Linked DNA regions of Homo sapiens: region 2 is linked to region 1. Evidence: read pairs that join two places in POLR2A ChIA-PET (ENCODE). Cell type or tissue: IMR-90. All regions are shown on one strand. Links, peaks and the distances in the headings refer to the core of each region. The heading gives the core; the rest is flanking DNA. Region 1 overlaps TANC2 (tetratricopeptide repeat, ankyrin repeat and coiled-coil containing 2). Region 2 overlaps TANC2 (tetratricopeptide repeat, ankyrin repeat and coiled-coil containing 2).

Region 1 (6,566 bases), core at 1,283-5,282:
ACATTCTTTCCATATTCTCCATTCTCAATATTGCTAATTAGCTTGCCTCCCTCCTCTGGTCTTTCCATCTTCTTCTTTTTTTTTTTTTTTAACTTTTATTTTAGGTTCCGGGGTGCGTGTGAAGGTTCATTACATAAGTAAACTTGTGTCACGGGGGTTTGTTGTACAGATTATTTCGTCACCCCGGTATTAAGCCGAAGACCCATCAGTTATCTTTTCTGCTTCTCTGGTCTTTCTGTCATCTAATCAGTATAATGCCTGGCTGCCAAAGTAATCTTTCTAAAATGCAGCTCAGAATCATGTCATTTCTCTGTCTTAAGTTATCATTGCCAGCATCCTTGTTCAGTTAGTGTGCAGGAATAGAAATTAGCAACATTTAAAAGCAGTTTTGAAGAAAACAAGTTACAGTTTATTACCTTTAAAATTAACTCATTGATACTTAAGAAAAGCTAAAAAAAAAAAATTTAAAGAATAGACACTGCCAGATGGACAATGAAATGGAACATGTAATGGAAAAGAACTAAAGGAACAGAGATAGTAAGATAATGTATAAGAACATGCCAACACAATGCTTAATGAATTTTATTAATTCAGCAAAAAAAAAAACAAAGACTAAAATTATTTCTATGCCAGATGAGTCATCAGTATTTGGCATCAGTATTTTTAGTACTTAAAAAGAGGTAACAGGCCGGGTACAGTGGATCGTGCCTGTATTCCCATCATTTTGGGAGGCTGAGGCAGGAGGATCACTTGAGGCTAGGAATTCGAGACCAGCCTGGGCAACATAGTGAGACCTGTCTTTACAAAAACTTTAAAAATTAGCCATGCACGGTGGTACACGCCTGTAGTCCCAACTACTCAGGAGGATCACTTGAGTCCAAGGCTGCAGCTTCAGTGAGCTATGATTGTGTCACCACACTCCAGCATGGCTGACAGAATGAGGACCTGTCTTAAGGAGAAGGATAAGGAGAAGCAACAGAGTAACAAGGCAATCTATGGAATAGGAGAAAATATTTTCAAACCATGTATCTGATAGGAGTTAATATCCAGAATATATAAGAAACTCCTACAACTCAGTAGCAACAAAACAATGTTTAAAAATGGACAAAGGACTTACATAGACATTTCTTCAAAGAAGACATACAAATAGCCAATAGGTATATGAAAAAATGCTCAATATCACTTATTGTCAGGGAAATGCAAATCAAAACCATAATGAGATAGTACCTCACACCTGTTAACATGGCCATTATTTAAAAAAAAAAGAAAGAATAACAAGTGTTGGTGAGGATGTAGAGAAATTGGAACCCCATACACTGTTGGTGGGAATGTAAAATGGTGCAGTTGCTATGGAAAACAGTATGGAGGTTCATCAGATATTTAAAATAGAACTGCCATATGATCCAGCAATCCCACTTCTGGGTATTTTTCCAAAAGAACTGAAATCAGGGTCTCAGAGATATTTTCACTCCTATGTTTATTGCAGCATTATTCACAATTGCCAAGAGACAGAAACTACCTAAATGTTAAAGGATGAATGGATCAAGAAAATGTGGTCTATATATCAATGGAAAAGAGATCCTGTAATATGCTACAATATGAATGAAACTTGAGAACATTCTGCTAAATGAAGTAAGCCAGTCACAAAAGGACAAATATGACATGATTCCACTTACATGAGGCATCTAAAGTAACCATCAGAATAGAAAGTAGAATAGTGGTTGCCAGGAGCTGGGGGAAAGAGGAAATGGGGAGTTCCTGTTCAATGGGTATAAAGTATCAATCATGAAAGATGAAAAAGTTCTAGAGGTCTGCTGTACAACATTGTGCTTATAGTTAGCCATGCTGTACTATTCACTTAAAAATTTAAGAGGGTAGCTTTGTGCTTTAATTAGCCTCTCCCCCTATGGAAGAACAAACATCAGGAGTAGGCAACAGATGGCACTGAAACGTGAAGGTGAGGGGAAGTCCATGATGCTGCCAAGACTCCTGAAAGTGATTGAGAAATGTGTAAAGTGAAAAGACTTGAGCAGAGTTCGTCATCAAGAATGGGAAGACAGGATGAAAGCATGACCATCACTAGCATTTACTGAGCATTTACTATGTACCAGGTTTCATGCTAATAACTACATTATCATGACAGCCCCATGAGGTATATGTATCCCCTTTTACAGAGTAAGAAATCAAGATGGAGAGAGGAGTTAAGTAATTTGCAAAAGGTCACAGAGTTGTTATGTCTGAGCATATAACCTACCCTGATATAATACCTGTGGTTAAATGATCTTAGGGGCTATAAATTAGAAACAGAGGATTGTGACCCAAAGGAGAGGTAAATTAAGATATATAGAGAGTGTAGCTGATCTAGTAAAAGGAAAAAGCTCTAAGCCTTGCTAGGAAATACTAAACTCCTGAAACCCCATGCTTTTATATAGCACCTGTCATATCACATAATGTTTTCAAAGGACTGAAAGTCTTAGACTAGGTGCAGCAATCCTCACTGGTGAGCACTGTACAGAAAGGACACCTCAACAAGGAACATAGTGTTTTCAAAAATAAACTGATTGTTCCCAAGGAGTCCCCCCCACCCATTTTTAACTTTTATTCCCCTATGTCTTATGAGTGAGATAAAAGTTTTAGATCAAATTCTAGAAAGGTCTTAGATTGAGAATCATCAGCTCTAGAGAGTTCTTTTCAGAGACATGCCTGACTTCATTGACCCTGTTTTTTACGAAAGATTATGGGGAAGTGGGGAGAAATGAAGTGGCAAAGGGATTCTGTGAAGGAACAAGGGAAATAACATTTGAGTCATGGTTAGTTCATAGTCAGTATCACTCAATTCTCATATGTTTAAAATCTGATTCACGTAAAGCTTTTTTTAGCACTAAGAAAGAATCTTAAAGATTTCATCCAAGTCCTTTGTTTCACATTTAATGAAACTGCCTCCAAAAGCAGTTAATTCCACTTGCCCAGGGTAATAGAATAATAAACCATGAACTAGAATCCAGATCTAACTTAGTTCATTTCTCTCTTACCCTCTCCACGATTCTGTTACACTCTCGAATTTCACAGATTTGCCAAATCTCAGGATGAAATGTACTTTTCAGTCTAAATAGTTAAAACTAAACCCCAGATATGTTTTTTAATTGTTGGGTAAAAAAGTAAAACCTAGTTTTTTTTTAATTCAGTTTAGGTATTGACCTACTCTCTATATAGAATAGACTGTAGGCTGCCAAGTAAATATCATATCTTCTTAATTATTGAGGATGTCTGCTAATAGTGAAGGTTGATCCTTTCCCTCCTCTTTTTAAAAGAGTTGCTTTTTTAAGAGTCCTTCCCACCATCCTTTGTAGTAATTAATTACTAAGATATGATGAAAATATCTGTCTCCTAGCTTAGTCACTTTTGTTCTTGCTTTCTCCCTTTTTTCTTTCCACTAAAAATGACTTGTTTAAATACATCTGTTACTTCTTTGTCTGATTCTGTTTATTAGCAGAAATCTGATAGGGTTAGAAAAATTGCTAGGTAGATTTTATGTAATACTGATCTATAGGGACAGGTTGCTCTGCTGAATGCTTCTGGAACTTCAGTAGGTCTTTTTTACTTTGGCTAACACCTACCTATAAATAGGTAGCTATACTGGCTGTACTGTAAGAACTACTTGCTGAGAATTTTTAAGCTAAAAATATTCCTCTCAGAGTTAATGAGGTAAAATCATCATCTGGCACCTCTGGCCTGACAAATGAATGCGCACTTTGCTAAAGCATTTTAAAGCCATAATAAAAACATGTCTGAATTCCAGCTTTTGTTAGTGGAAGAATTGCCTTTTTGGACTAAGCCTTCCATGGATAACAATTAAGAATTATGAACAAAATACAAAAAATAACTATTTGAAGGCACTGGAGAGTGGCAGAAAGCAGATGGAAGTGGGAAGTGAGTTTACATTTGAAATATAGGGACCAAAACTTATATTTGGAATATAAGGACAAACTTGTATTTTCAAGTTTGTAGCATTTTGCTTAAGGACTCTTTCCAATCTGTGGATGGCTTCAGGTGGCAGAAAGCCACAGCTTTACTTACTTGAAGTATCAAAGGACAGAATCCCAAAGCTGGCAGAATACTGGAAAGTTAGCAAGGAATTTCTAAAAGAAAGGGAGCTGCAGAGGCGGTAGGTCCCAAAATGTGTGTGTAAGCCTTGCCCCAGATCCTTGGCTGACTACTGAACCATATATGTATAGAAGAAATCCTAATAAGCTCTGCAAATAAAGAAACACCCAGAAGCTGAAAGAACTTTTCAGCTGCTTATTATAACCGAAGAGAATTTGAATCCGGCTAAGTTAACTTGAACAAAAATCAGCATACTTGAACAAAAATCAGCATACTTGAGAGGAACATAACAGAATCCAGAGGTTCTAAAATGTATCTGTTAAACCCAGTGTAATTGAATAATGTATCCCAAAAATTCAGGTCCACCCAGAATCTAAGAACGTGACCTTTTTGGAACTAAGACCTTGCAGGTGTAATTAAATTAAAATGAGATCACGCTAAATTAGGGTGAGCCCTAAATCCAATGACGGTATTTTTTAAAAAGAAGAGAAGTCACACAGAAGTACACAAGGAAGGGGGCCATGTGAATTTGGAGGCAGAAGTTGGAGTGATAGAGCTGTATAAGCCAAAGAACACCATGGATTTATAGGAGCTACCGAAAACTAGGAAGAGGGAAAAACTTTCTTGAGCCTCAGAGGGAGCATGGCCCTAGGGACACCTTGATTTTGGACTTCTAGCCTCCAGAACTGTGAGAAAATAAAATTTGGTTGTTTTAAGCCACAAAGTTAGTGGTAACTTGTTATGGCAGCCCTAAGAAATTAATACACCCAATGTAGTAAAAAGGAAGGAAATATTATAATAAAGATAAGAGCAGAAATCAGTGGAGTAAGAAATAGACAAACATTAGCAATAATGAACAAAGCCAGAATTCGTTATTTGAAAAAATAAAATTTATGAACCCCATAAATAAAATTTATGAATCTTAATATTGCTTAAGAAAAATGGGAGAAAACACAAATTACTAATATCAGGAATGAAAGAGGAGATATCACTACACATTCTACAGACATAGAAAGGATAATAAGAAAATATAAAGAGATATTATATATGCCAGTAACTGCAACAACTTAGATGAAAATAACAAATTTCTTGAAAAGCACAACTTACCAAAACTAACACAAGGTGAAATAAAATATCTCAGGGTCTCTATTTCCTTTGAGAAATTGAACCTGCTATCAGAAACCATCCACCAAATAAAACTTCATGATCAAGTGGTTTCACCATTGAATTCTATCAAATATTTAAGAGTAGGTGGCTAGATCATCTGACAGGTATATGTTTAACTTTTTAAGAAACTGCAAAATGATATTCAAAGTGGTTGTATCATTTTCGTTCTCACTATCCATGTATGAGAGTTTCAGTTCCTCCCCATTCTTGTTGGTACACAGCGTGGTCAATCTTTTAAACTTTTGATATTCTACTACTATGTAGTGATGTCTCACTGCGCCTTTAATTTGGATTTACTAGTAACTGATATTGAAAATCTTCCTGTGCGCCTATTTGCTATCTGAACATCCTCTTTAAGTTGTGAAACTTTTTTTATCTAGTTTGGATGCACGTCCTTTAACAGATACTTGATTTACAAATATTTTTTCCTCGTTTATGACTTCTCTTTTCATTCTCTTAACAGTGTCTTTTGAAGACAGAAGTTTTTAGATGTCCAACTTGTGAATTTATGTCTTAGAGGACTGGCCTTTTAGTGTCGTGTTTAAGATTTCTCTGACAAATGAAAGGACACAAATATTTTCTCCTAGAAATTTTGTAGTTTTATGTTTTACATTTAGGTATCTGATTGATTTTGAGTAAATTTTTGTATATGATGCAAGATATGTGTCAACATTCTTTTTCTTTTCGGTTTCTTCTTTTTGGAGGGGAAGATACGGATACCTAGTTGTTCCCGCACCATTTGTTGTAAAGACTATTCATCTACTGGATTCCTTTTGTACCTTTGTTAAAAATTATTCATCCATAGATATATAGTTCTATTTCTGGACTTCTGTTTCACTTATCTAATAATATTCTGTATTGATACTAATAACATACTTTATTACTGTAGCTTTATAGTAAATCTTGAAATCATGTCAACACTCCAGTCTTCTTTTTTAGAGTTATTTCAGCTATTCTAGATTCTTTGCATTTCCGTGTGAAGCCTTATAAATTTCTACAAAAAAAAAAACTGCTAGAGTTTTTATGGAGATTGCATTGGATGGATGGATGGATGGATGGACAGACGTACAGACAGATCAATTTGAGGGGGGAAGATAGATAATTTGGGAGAAAATTGACTTATCAGTATTGAATCTTCCAACCTATATAGTATATCTCTGCAGTCATGTAGACCTTCCTTAATTTCTATCAGCTGTATTTTCTAGCTTTCAATGTATAAATGTTGAAAATCTTTTATACTTATCCTTCAGTATTTCATATTTCTTATGCTATTGTAAATGATATTGCTTTTAGCT
Region 2 (6,566 bases), core at 1,113-5,112, 110 kb before region 1:
TATTACCTTCTACAGTAGTCACAATAGTTACATTATAATTCTGAGTAGGTGAAGCTGATGTTTATATTGCTGCCAGAAAAAAAATTTTAATAGAGAATAAGAGCTATCATGCAAAACAACTGGAGAATTTCTTTAAGGGTTTGAAGAGGATTATGAGCCACAAGCTTTAAAATACAGTCTAGATTTCTGTTTCTTGGCTCTGTTGCAAACCAATTTTGAAAGGAATGTTGTTATCTGATGAATGTTATCTGATGATTAATGTTTTATTAAAACTGAGTATCAAAAGGCACATAATACATTTTTGTATTATAACACAAGATGCCTACTATATCTACATATTAAAGACTTACTCTTCTGTTAATCCCTGTAAATCCTCTTTGGTACTGTGGAACAGAAAGCTGCCCTTAAAATCTAAAGGTATTATTTGTTTTACATAGTTTCTTTTACATGTCTTAAAGTGAAAGAGCATTGGTTAGAATTCATTTGTGTAGAAGTAAAACTTCCATTACAATGAAGGGCATAAAATATGGATGCTGTTTTCTGGTTCCTTACCAGAGCAATGATATTTTATTTTCTTGGTTAAAATTTATTCTATACAGTGAATTATCCAGTACAATAACTGCCTTATCTCGTCCCTAACCAAGTAACATTTTTTATAATGACACTGATTATATGCTGGTTGCCCTGGAGAGAAGAAAGAATTAAACTACAGCTGAGTCATCACAGCATTTTTCTTTTTCTTTCTTTTCTTTTCTTTTTTTTTTTTTTTTAGATGGAGTTTCACTCTTGTTGCTCAGGCTGGAGTGCAATGACACATTCTCAACCCCCGCCTCTCAGGTTCAAGCGATTCTCCTGCCTCAGCCTCCTGAGTAGCTGGGATTACAGGCGCCCGCCACCATTCCCAGCTAATTTTTTTGTATTTTTAGTAGACAGGGTTTCACCATGTTGGCCAGGCTGGTTTTGAACTCCTGACCTCAGGTGATCCACCCACCTCAGCCTTCCAAGGTACTGGGATTACAGGTGTGAGCCACCGCCCCCGGCCATCACAGCATTTTTCTAATGAAAACTTTTAATAACTGCAGTCCCTCAGTCATTTCTTCTCAAACATCCAAACAAGAAAAATAAACACTAAAATTATGAAAATCACCCATTTAAATAATTTAATACATCATCTCCTTTATGCCTGCTACTGTATCCATAGTGATGTAGTCACTGAAACATAGTAGGTGTTCACTAAATGTGTGCTGAATGAGTGAAATGAACCTAAGAACTCAGAGGAAGGGAAAAAGAAGAAACTTAGTATGTTATAAATATATATAAATAACATATGTTCTCTCTACTAAGAATTTCTCTTTAGACTTTCTAATTTACTGCAAAAAGGCTTATAAGCCTGAACAACTACAACTATGACTTCTTAATCTGTGTTTATAATCTAATTTCACTACCTTGGGGGTTAGGAGGGTAGGGAGTGGTATATCTTTTAGTGGTTTTTGATTTTTCATTGTTTTAAATTTCTGCTAAATTATCTTCTTCCATGGAAGGGAGGCTACATACAAGGTAAATGCGAATGGCATATCAGAAGGAAGGTGCGTAAAACTTTACTGGATCAGAATTCTGCCATATCCACCACCTAAGATCAATCAGTGTGAGGGAAAGGGAATAAATGTAATTAGATAACATAATTGTCTATAAAACAAAGAGAATTTCAGGAAAATATCTGTTAGCAAAATATAACACATTTATCCTCAAAAATCAAGGAAAAAAGAGAAATACATGAAGTTTATCTTAACACTATCCTTTGAGAGACTGAGTGTGTAGACAGACAGTGACCATATATAAAAATAGAACTCTGTCCTCTGGTCTGCAGCAACCAACCCAAGAAACCAACCTGCTATCTACAAGTCAGACCACTGTCTCTAGCAGACAGTCCAAGAAGATAACAGTAACCCTTGTAACAATCAGGACAAAATGGCCAGGGCTTGATTATTAACTGATGACCTCTCTAATTTTTGCCCTTGCTTCCAACTTAAGACCAACTGGAGAAAGCCAAATATGCACCCCTAATCAATCTCATGGTATGCCCTGTTTCTAGTTAACCTGCCTGTAGCTTCTCCAAGCCAGGTGCTTCCAGTTAGCGCATATCTGAAGCCTTTCCTTTTTTCTATTATAAAACTTTCCCATTCCTGTGCCTGCCTTTGGGTCTCTGCCAAATGCAGGTGATTGTGGCTGACTCCCCTGCTGTAGCAAGTGCTGAATAAACAGGCTTTTCCTGTTAATATTGGGGTGATCTTCACTTCATGCCCTTTTCACATAATTACACTGTTCTAAGAATATGTATGACTTCCATGCTTGAACATACATACACAAAATAAATTTTTTAATAATAATCAGACTTATTCATATAAAAAAATTAAGTGATGTAACTGGCTTCCTTATGCTTTATGAGAACAATAGCATAGCACCGATGGTAGTAAAAATGACAAGAACACTATTTCACCTGGAACAATAGCTACTATAATTCCACTCTACAAGTTCTTTCTTTTACTGGCCTGGGTTGTTAACACCTTCACCTTAGCATCCTCCCCTACAGCCACTTGTGCCATTCTCTTTTGTTGGTACCTTATGAACTTCATGACAGCTGCCATGCTGTCACTGCCAGTGACGAAGGCAGATTTTTGACATGACTTTGGCATCTATTAATGTCTTAGTGATGCATAATTTTCCACATTAATTGATTTGACTTAGTCATCTCTTGGCAGTAAAGCTATGCAGGGTGAGGTAAAGCCCTTTTCTGGTATACTCTTTCAATTCTTTACAGTACTTCTAGTTTTACAGCTCTTTTGTTACCCTCATTTTCTTACAGCCTTATACTACCTCCACTCCACCTACCTTTATCCCCACTTGGAGAAACTTGAAATCTGTTTCCTGGAATTAAGTTGGAAAACACAAAGTTTCAAAGTGTTGCCCCCCCAAATTGTTGCTCCTACGAACATTAAAGAAAGTTTCTGTATACATTTAGGGACATGCTTGAAGAATTGAGAATGTAATCTTTGTCCATCTCCGTTTCTGGTTTAAGAAACCTGATGCTAGAGCTAATTAATTCCTTAGCATATCATCATTATTTCTACCAAATTTGGTGTAAATAAAGCCCCTGGTAACCTGCTTTGATATGTCAGTATTCCAGAGTAAATGCGGAGATTCCCCTCTCCTACTCTAACTACTTTTACATTACATAAATATGTTTGTATGTTAGCAGAGCAATATATAAACACAAATACCTGTAATATAGATTTCTATAATTGCATTTATATAAATGTAATTACATATATAAATGTGTTCAGAAGAGAAGGTCAGTGAGGTCACTATATAAAAATGAATGGTATTGCTATATTCTAGCAAAGAACCATTGGAAAATTAAATCCAAAAACAATTTAATTTACAACAGCATCCAATATCATAAAATTATCAGAGATAAATTTAGCAAAATTTGATCAAGACTTGTACACTAAAAATTATAAATAAACATTGTTAAGACCAATTAAAGACAACCAACAGATTTCTCATGTTTATGGATTATAAGATCCAATATTGGTAAAATAGCAATTTCCCCAAATTGAGTGAACATAATCCAAAGAAAAAAACTATTTGTAGACATTTGCAAACTAATACGAACATGCAAATGACCTAGAATACCCAAAGCAATTTTTCAAAAGGATAACGAAGTTTAAAGCAATTTTACAAAAGAATAATAAAGTTAAAGGACTTATTTTTAAATAAAAATGTTAGGGAAATTAAGTGGAGAAATGGACATTGACCCTTACCTCATACCATACACAAAAGTTAAGATTTAGCTGAGGCTGAAGGATTGCTTAAACCTAGGAGTTTGTGACCAGCCCTGGCAACCTAGCAAGATCCGGTCTCTAGAAAAAATTTAAGAATTAGCCAGGTGCAGTGCTGTGTGCCTGTAGTCTCAGCTATTCAAGAGGCTAAGGCAAGAGGATTGCTGGAGCCCAGTAGTTTGAGGCTGCAGTGAGCTATGTTGGTGCCACTGCACTCTTACCTGGGCGACGGAGTGAGACCCTGTCTCCCCCGCCAAAAAAAAAAAAAAAAAAAAAAGATTTAGACCTAAATGTAAGAGCTAGGACTGAATCTTTGCAACCTTGGGGCAAGCAAAGATTTCTTGGATAGGACATGAGAAATGTGAGTCATAAAAGAAAAATGTGCAAAATTGGACTTTACCTAAATTTAAAAGTTTTGTTCTTCAAAATACAGTGTTTAGAAAATGGAAAGTGGAGCCATAAAATAGGAGAAAATATCAGTGTACATATACCTGACACCCTTGATCCAAAATAAATAAACCCTTACTACTAATTAACAAGAAGACAACTGAATTTTTTTTGGCTTGAAACAACCACCATTTTATTATGACAACTGAAGTTTTAAAATGGATGAAATATTTGAACAGTTGTTCACAAAAGAAGATGTAAGAGTGGTCACTAAACACGTGAAAAGATGTTCAACACCATTATCAGGAGAACTGCAAATTAAAACCAGAATGAGATACCACTGTGTATTTATTAGTATAACTAAAATTAAAAAGGCTCTCACTGCCAAGTGTTGGCGAGAATATGGAGGAACAGGAACTCTCATGCACAGCCTGGGAGAGTATAAAGTCACCAGTCACTTTGGAAACTGGCAATTTCTTATGAAGCTAAAATTATAAACTTTATAACTCAGCCATTACACACCTATGTGTTTTCCAAAGAGAAATTAAAATATATGTCCACTTAAAGACTTTACATGGACATTTATAGCACTTTTATACATATCAGCCAAAAACTGGAAACAATACAATGTTTATCAGCAGGGAAACAACAAAATGTGGTATCCATACAAAGGAATACTGCTCAGCTATGAAAAGGAGCAAACTATTAACATACTCAACAACATGACGATCTGTAAAACAGGCTGAATGAAAAACCAGACTAGAATACATACTGTTTAATTCCTTATATAACCTATTTAATTACTTATATAAGCTTATGTAAGATTATAGAAAATAGAAACTAAAATAACAGAAAAAAGGCCGGTTGCGGTGGCTTACGCCTGTAATCCCAGCACTTTGGGAGGCTGAGGCGGACGGATCACAAGGTCAGAAGATCGAGACCATCGTGGCTAACACAGTGAAACCCCGTCTCTACTAAAAAATACAAAAAATTAGCCGGGTGTGGTGGCGGGCACCTGTAGTCCCAGCTACTCAGGAGGCTGAGGCAGGAGAATGGCCTGAACCCGGGAGGCGGAGCTTGCAGTGAGCCGAGATCGTGCAGCTGCACTCCAGCCTGGGCGACAGAGCAAGACTCCATCTCAAAAAAAAAAAAAAAAAAAACAGGAAAAAGATCAGTGGTTGCCTGGGACTAGAGTTGAGAGTGAGTTTGCCTGCAAAGGGACACATACAGACTTCCAGAGAGTAATGAAAATGTTCAGTATCTTGATTTTGGTAGTTTTACCAGATGTATATATTTATCAAAATTTACTGAATTGCGGCTGGGCACGGTGGCTCACACCTGTAATCCCAGCACTTTAGGAGGCCGAGGTGGGCGGATCACTTGAGGTCAGGAGTTTGAGACCAGTCTGGCCAACATGGTGAAACCCCATCTCTACTAAAAATACAAAAAATTAGCTGGGCATGGTGGCACACACCTGTAGTCCCAGCTACTCAAGAGTCTGAGGTGGGAGAATCGCTAGAACCCAGGAGGTGGAGGTTGCAGTGAGCCATGACTGTGCCATTGTACTCCAGCCTGGGTGACAGAGTGAGACTCTGTCTCAAAAAAAAAAAAAAAAAAACACAAAATTTATTGAATTGTATATGTTATATAGGTAATAGTTTATTATTTGCCAATTATAGTTTTAGAAAGAGAAGATCAGTAGATGAATAGGAAATGGAATTGAATCTGGAATAAGATAGCAACTAGATGGTAGTGAGTGAGTAGGAAAATGACTAAGAGAATGCTTAGATTGAGCAGAAAATATATGGTAAGAAAAGCCACTAGAATTTTATCGTAGTCTGCTAATTAAGTTATGGTTGTATTTGAGTCAAATACCTAAAAATTAAATGCCTACAATAATGGTACATGAGAAACCACTCCAAAACTTACAGCAACCAAAAATAAGCACTTTAAAAAACTCATGGGCTTGCAAGTATTGGTTGAAATGGCTCTGATTCGTGCTGTAGGTTGGCTGGATGGCTCTAGCATTCAAGTTGAGCTCATCATCTGTGATTGTTTCTGGGTTCAGGCTGAAGGGGTATCAGCCAGGAGCTTCTCCTGGTGTATCACCAGAGCACAAGAACACAAGTTAAACTGTACAGGCACATTTCAAGCCTCTCCTCGTAAGATCGCATTGTCCAAATAAAGTCACTTGGACAAATCCAAAAAAGTTTTATTGTGGGAAGTATAAATAAACATAACCCCAAGGTACTTCTATGTCCCTATCCTCCAGTTTCAACAATTATCTCTATTTTGCAACTCTTGTTTCTTATATTTCTTCCCTCTTCTATTATGCTCAAG

What was found. Peaks named below come from ENCODE experiments on the same cell type or tissue, not always from the same donor. Only the 100,000 strongest peaks of a DNase experiment are listed, where the experiment ranks them.
Region 2: POLR2A ChIA-PET joins it to region 1 with 8 read pairs; 3 of 35 experiments call an interaction of 5 or more read pairs at or near these places.

The regions. Positions count from the first base shown.
Region 1 is chr17:63,277,204-63,283,769 of GRCh38, forward strand. The region is part of intron 9 of TANC2 (tetratricopeptide repeat, ankyrin repeat and coiled-coil containing 2); the gene reads left to right. Among named protein-coding and RNA genes, the nearest start is that of CYB561, 170 kb to the right of the region's middle. In IMR-90, for the core only: no CTCF peak of the experiment used is centred there; a DNase peak (open chromatin) is centred at 2,808; H3K27ac peaks cover 360 bases.
Region 2 is chr17:63,171,440-63,178,005 of GRCh38, forward strand. The region is part of intron 5 of TANC2 (tetratricopeptide repeat, ankyrin repeat and coiled-coil containing 2); the gene reads left to right. Among named protein-coding and RNA genes, the nearest start is that of TANC2, 210 kb to the left of the region's middle. In IMR-90, for the core only: no CTCF peak of the experiment used is centred there; no DNase peak of the experiment used is centred there; H3K27ac peaks cover 83 bases.